Regions from separate parts of the Homo sapiens genome. Here region 2 is linked to region 1. Evidence: chromatin contacts called from ENCODE Hi-C or POLR2A ChIA-PET data. All regions are on one chromosome and are shown on one strand. The core of a region is the stretch at or near the end of the contact, and the rest is flanking DNA. Distances in the headings are between cores, read along the strand shown.

The links. Hi-C counts contacts between places; a loop is a spot of excess contacts on that map. ChIA-PET counts read pairs that join two places held with the same protein, here RNA polymerase II (POLR2A). Pooled maps may share reads with other maps.
Region 2: a map of posterior cingulate gyrus shows a loop between it and region 1 (3-fold over the local background). The contact joins two enhancer-like sites. A Hi-C loop is called at or near these places in 4 of 168 maps with a recorded cell type or tissue (A673, K562, posterior cingulate gyrus and 1 more), 3 of 37 single-sample maps with no recorded cell type and 4 of 50 pooled maps. POLR2A ChIA-PET finds 5 or more read pairs at or near these places in 1 of 52 experiments (A673).

Annotation. Positions count from the first base shown.
Region 1 is chr11:33,829,997-33,832,893 of GRCh38, forward strand. No RefSeq gene overlaps it. Among named protein-coding and RNA genes, the nearest start is that of LINC02721, 9.1 kb to the left of the region's middle. Within about 2 kb of position 1,440, at least 2 of the 41 ENCODE cell types and tissues checked have a DNase peak (open chromatin) inside an H3K27ac peak, as active enhancers do.
Region 2 is chr11:34,167,295-34,170,191 of GRCh38, forward strand. It overlaps ABTB2 (ankyrin repeat and BTB domain containing 2), which reads right to left. Exons shown (of 17, transcript NM_145804.3): 6 at 609-698; 7 at 1-66. Among named protein-coding and RNA genes, the nearest start is that of NAT10, 63 kb to the left of the region's middle. Within about 2 kb of position 1,536, at least 4 of the 41 ENCODE cell types and tissues checked have a DNase peak (open chromatin) inside an H3K27ac peak, as active enhancers do.

The DNA of each region.
Region 1 (2,897 bases), core at 190-2,689:
GTGGAGTCAAGATCAGGACCAACAGGACATCAGAGTTCAGGGCTGTCTGATGAATTCAAGGAGATTCTTATTTAATCCATTTTCCATAGGAAACATCGACTCCTGGAAGAAGTTGGTGTGGGCTGCCTGGGAAAGGAGGTTTAGCATCATATGTGGGCTGGTGGTGGTGTGCTCTGGCTAACTTAACATCAAGGGATAGGGAGGTTCTGTCCTCAGACCCAACTGAGTTCCCATCATCCCCCACACCATGCCACCCATCAGTGAGTACAACCTGTAGGGATGCCCTGGAGGCCAAACTTCCCCTAAGTGCTGGGCTTTCAGCTTCTCTTCCCAGAACATCAGACTGACTTAGCTTTGGAATAACTTGGAATTGCAGACTGAGCATTCTGAGAATTCTGGTGATGTTGCAGGGTAACCTGAAATGGGCTGCCCTCCAGTGGGGTTATTGGGCAGAGTAAGGGTCAGGATGGAAGTCTGCCACTTTAGCTGAGGCCAATTTATTATTCATTTATTTATTTATTTAGAGACAAATTCTCGCTCTGTCACCCAGGCTGGAGTGCAGTGGTGCGATCTCAGGTCACTGCAACTTCCACCCACCAGGCTCAAGTGTTCTCATACCTCAGTCTCCCGAGTGGCTGGGACTACAGGCATGCACCACCACGCCTGGCTAATTTTTGTATTTTTAGTAGAGACAGTGTTTTGCCATGTTGGACAGGCTGGTCATGAACTCCTGGCCTCAAATGATCCACCAGCCTCAGCCTCCCAATGTGCTGGGCTTACAGGCATGAGCCACCGCACCCAGCCAAGAAATTTAAGTACATTTTCCTTCTATTTATATTTTGTAAGGGGCAGAACCAGGATTTGGACCCAGGTGTCTAACTCTGGAAGCTAAAAGCTTTCCATTATAACAAGTTGCCTCACCTGAGCCCGACTTAAAATCAGGTGATCTCAGCTATACTGGACTCCAACAGGAGTCATTGCTATTTTCTTGCTGTTGTATTTTATTCAAGTTTAGAAAAAGAAATAGCCAAAAAGCTCAGGCAAGGAGCAGACAAGACACAAAGAACTCTGAGTTCTGCCTGGGGAAGGAGCAGGGGACATGAGTCACCTTCCCCTCTAGACACAGTACTGCAATAGGATAATCCTCTCCCAACTTCCAAATAGAAGTGGCCAAATTTAGTGGCAGGAGGAGCTAGGGGCAATGTGATTGCGACTCCCACCTCTATCCAGAGAACTGGCCCTAAAGCATCTCACCTGCTGTTTCACCGAGAGGCTCGTGGTCTCCAGCATCACCCAAGAGCTTCTTAGTAATACAGAATCTTAGGCCCCACACCCAACCCACTGAATCAGAATGTGCATTTTAACAAGATCCCCAGGTGATCCTCATGTACATTACAGTTGGAGAAGTGCCTAGAACTTGACCCTTCACCTCGTTATAACTCAGTAACTTCACTTGTGAATCAGGCACAATAGCACCTGCTTGACTCACCACTCCTGGCTGTATGAGGATCAGAGAGGACAATGTAGGAAGTTAGAGGCAGAGGTGTTCAGGAAGTTATCTCTCGTGCCCCCTCTACCTTCTCCACTGCCATGGAAGCCTAATCTCTCTCTCAGAGGGAGAAGACTAGCAGGTGGCTCTTCTCTGGAAGAGCAGAGGAAATCAGGGACCCTCAACAGCCCATCCTCCATGGCCCCTGGGGGAATCTCTGAAGATTCTAGCTTTTCAACTGAAAGTTAGGCTGTAATTGACACTGTGTAATCCAGTAGACGGAATTTTGCAGAAATAAATATGAAGCTTATATTTGGGTTTTTAAAAAATCAAATTAGGCTGGGTGCTGTGGCTCACGCCTATAATCCCAGCCCTTTGGGAGGCCGAGGCAGGTGGATCACCTGAGGTCAGGAGTTTGAAACCAGCCTGGCGAACGTGGAAAAACCCCATCTTTACTAAAAATACAAAAATTAGCCAGGCATAGTGGTGCATACCTGTAATCCCAACTACTCAGGAGGCTGAGACAGGAGAATCTCTTGAACTTGGGAGGCAGAGGGTGCAGTGAGCAGAGATCGCACCACTGCACTCCCGCCTGGGTGACAGGGCAAGACTCTGTCTCAAAAAAAAAAAAATCAAATTATATAACAAATTATTCATGTGTGTATATATATATATATAGATATTAGGTTGGTACAAAAGTAATTGCGGTTTTTGCATTGTTAGAATTTTCCGTTTGATATTGGAATAAAACATAAGGCAAGAAAAGATAAAATTAAGAACATAATTCTTATTTACATTTAAGAATGTAAATAAATGTGGTTACCGTATACATCATTTTAATGGGCATTTCTCGCTTTATGTTTTTTTGCTAGTTTATTTTATGTTTATTTTAGACTATGGAAATGATGTTAGACAAAAAGCAAATTCGAGTGATTTTCTTATTTGAGTTCAAAATGGGTTGTAAGGCAGCGGAGACAGCTCGCAACATCAGCAGTGCGTTTGGCCCAGGAACTGCTAACAAACATACAGTGCGGTGGTGGTGCAAGAAGTTTTGCAAAGGAGACAAGAGCCTTGAAGGTGAGGAATGTAGTGGCCAGCCGTCGGAAGCTGACAATGACTAATTGAGAGCCATCACTGAAGCTCATCCTCTTACAACTACATGAGAAGTTGCCGAAAAACTCAGCGTCGACCATCCTACTGTTGTTCGGCACTGAAAGCAAATTGGAAAGATGAAAAAGCTCGATAAGTGGGTGCCTCATGAGCGGAGTGAAAGTTTAAAGAAAAAACATCGTTGTGAAGTGTCGTCTTCTCTTATTCTACGCAACAGCAACGAACCATTTCTCAATCGGATTGTGATGTGCGCCGAAAAGTCGATTTTATACGACAACTGGCGATGACCACCTCAGTG
Region 2 (2,897 bases), core at 286-2,785, 340 kb after region 1:
TGTCAGTGAGGTCCAGTGCCGGCTGTCGGGGTGGATGGAAGGGTGCCTGGGGGAGTTGCTTGGAACCTGGAAAATACCACAAATCATCTGTGTTTTCTGGGCACCCGAGCGAAGGGAGTACCCTGCAGGGATGGTGAACCAGAGTTAACAAGTGCTTTCTACATTCGATTGATAATGTTTGCCTGGAGCACAAAGTGGACAAGGCTCAAAAAGAGAGGATAGGTATTTAATTAGCAATGTCTGCCCTGGGCAAAAGAGGGCAGATGGGGAGTGCTTTATGCTTCAGAGGGAGGCAGAGCTAGAAGTATTTGGGGATGGAAGGAATGGCTGGAGATTAGGCTGGTAAAAGGAGGAAGATATCATGAAAACAGAATCACAGCCCATCTCTCCACTCACTCCCGCCTCAGTCCACTCCTTTTCAGACAGAAAGCCCAAATCTTGAGGAGACTTCCCTGGCTAACAGTGGCCTCTGTGCATCTTGTCTTTCCGGTCTTTTGACACACATCTACTCAGTTGCCCAAAACATCACGCCCAGCGTGTTTGTTGGAGCCCTCGGAGTGATCCCTGCTGGCCTAGGGCCTGGGTGCAGCTCTGTGGGGCTTCCTCACCTGGATGTCCAAGTTTGCCCCAGCATCAATCAACATCTGGACCATCGCTTCGTCCCCAGCAGCGCAGGCGTACATCAGTGGCGTCATACCCTGAGCAAATCAAATGCACGTGCTAAACTGTTTGCAAACAGAACACAACACCATGTGCCCACAGGCCTCTGCCCCAGAAACCACAGATCGGGCACCCCGCCACCCCAGCCGAGCATCCTGTGGTCCCCCAGGCTCTGTGCTTCCTGGGCTGCTGGGCACAGGGCATGGGGAAGGTGAGTGGGGGCACTGCCATGAGCACTGCAGGACACTGGAGCAGGGCCCAGCACAGGCCGTGCAGCCAGGCTCGGTGCCAAGGTCTCCTCTGCCATGGGGAGCTGTAAACTTTATACATGTCATTTGCCCTCTCTGTGCCTCAGTTTTTTCATCTGTAAATGGGGAACCACAGCAGTATCTTATCTCCCTCAAAGGGTTGTTGTAGAGTGTGGATTAATATGTATAAAGTGCTTAGTTCAGAATGAGCTTACCTTGATTAAGAGCTATGTAATTAAAATACCAACAACACTCTCATGGCTACTATGCCATACAGCCTCATAGCCGCCATCCCAGGCCCTGTGCATGGAAATCACCCTGCTAGTGATGAGCATGCAGCATCTCCCTCCATCATCGTAATATTCCCATCCTCCCCATTTTACAGCTGAGGAGCAGAGAAGGGGAACTGACTGCCCAAAGTCACACAACTAGCGAGAGGTTGAACTCGGGGCAGGAACCAGGCCTCCATAAGCTGTGAAGCCCAAGCTTTGCGCCGTCCCACGAGACGGTAGAGGAGGCATTTGACTTCAACATCTTCTGCTACTGAGCAGTTCAGAGCATTCCTGCAAGCTGAGTCCTGCTGTCTCCCTGGGTTAGGTGGGCAGTTGGCGGGGCCGCCTCCCTGGCTGGGAATCCTCCTCTGTGGCCGGCAACAGCAAAGGCAGTGCAAACTGTTTATTCCACGGCTGGATCCCAGCAAGTGTTTGCCTGGTGTCCCGTGATGTTATTTATTAGGATATTTGTGTGTAGACAAGATCTCCTTACCTCATAAATCCTTGCCTAGTGGCCAGAGATAAAGCAATGGCCTGAGATTAATCATGGGGTGAGAGAGCTGTTTACCCACAGATCATTCTATAAATACTAAGGTTTAGGGAACAAACAGGATTGAGCACTTAGACAAAGGCCAACACCACAGAATAAAAATTTGGCTTTGTTTCATCTCCCTGCGGACAGACTTGACTTACTTTTTTCTCCACACATCTGTATACAATTTGGAGTTTAAACCAAATGACGGGCCCGGTGAGGAGACACTGCTTTTTCCCTTGTCCCTGTCCCCACGCACTCCAGACATATAAAGAGGCCAAATAAAACCAGGCCGGCTCGCAGATATCAGGCATCATCATCATATCAACAGCAATACGACTACAATAATCATCATATTGGCAATAAAAACCGGAATGAACATTTAGTGAGTGCTGACTATGTGCTGGATGCAGACTTCCCCCAACCCTATGTGTCAGGTGCTACCATCCCCCATCTTAGAGGGGAGGAAACTGAAGTGCCTCAGGGAGGCAGAGTAACTTGTTCAAGATGCTACAGCTCTTACATGGCCACTAAATCCTAGGTCTATCTGAAGCTAAAGTCCACGGGCTTCCACACTGTGCTGTTCAAGAAGGAAGACTCCACTGGGACAAAAGCTCCCACAAAGCCCGGGAACCTGTGTGGACGGAGAGGCCCCCACGAGATCCCACAGCAGCCTGTCACCTGCCACTGCCCTCTGGAAGTCCAGTGCTGGGCCTGTGGTCCTTCCCCAACCCCTGGCCTGGGTCCACGCCCTGACTGCCCCACCCCACACTCCTTATGTCCCTTTCCCTGGAATCCCTTCCTGACTCCTCTCTGCTCCGTCCCCATCCTGCCCTCCCCCAGGCTCGGCTCAACCGCTTCCAGCAGGAAGCTTCCCCTTGCAGCCCATCCCATCTGTCAGGGTCCACCCTGGCCTCACGGTCTGCCTGGAGTTTCATCACAGGCTGCATTGTGCCGTCACCTCATCTGAGAACACTGCCTTAACTCGCCACTGTCATCTAACTCCCCATGCTCTGTGTGGCCTTCCAAACCCCACAGTGCCCTTCCGCACACTGTAAGTGCTCTCAGTACAGTGTCAAATAAACACACAGGATATTCCATAGTGGTTGAGAGGCTGGGTCCAGCTGCTCAGATTCTCCACCCAGCTCTGCTCCTTACTAGTGGTGTGACCTTAGGTAAAGCAAC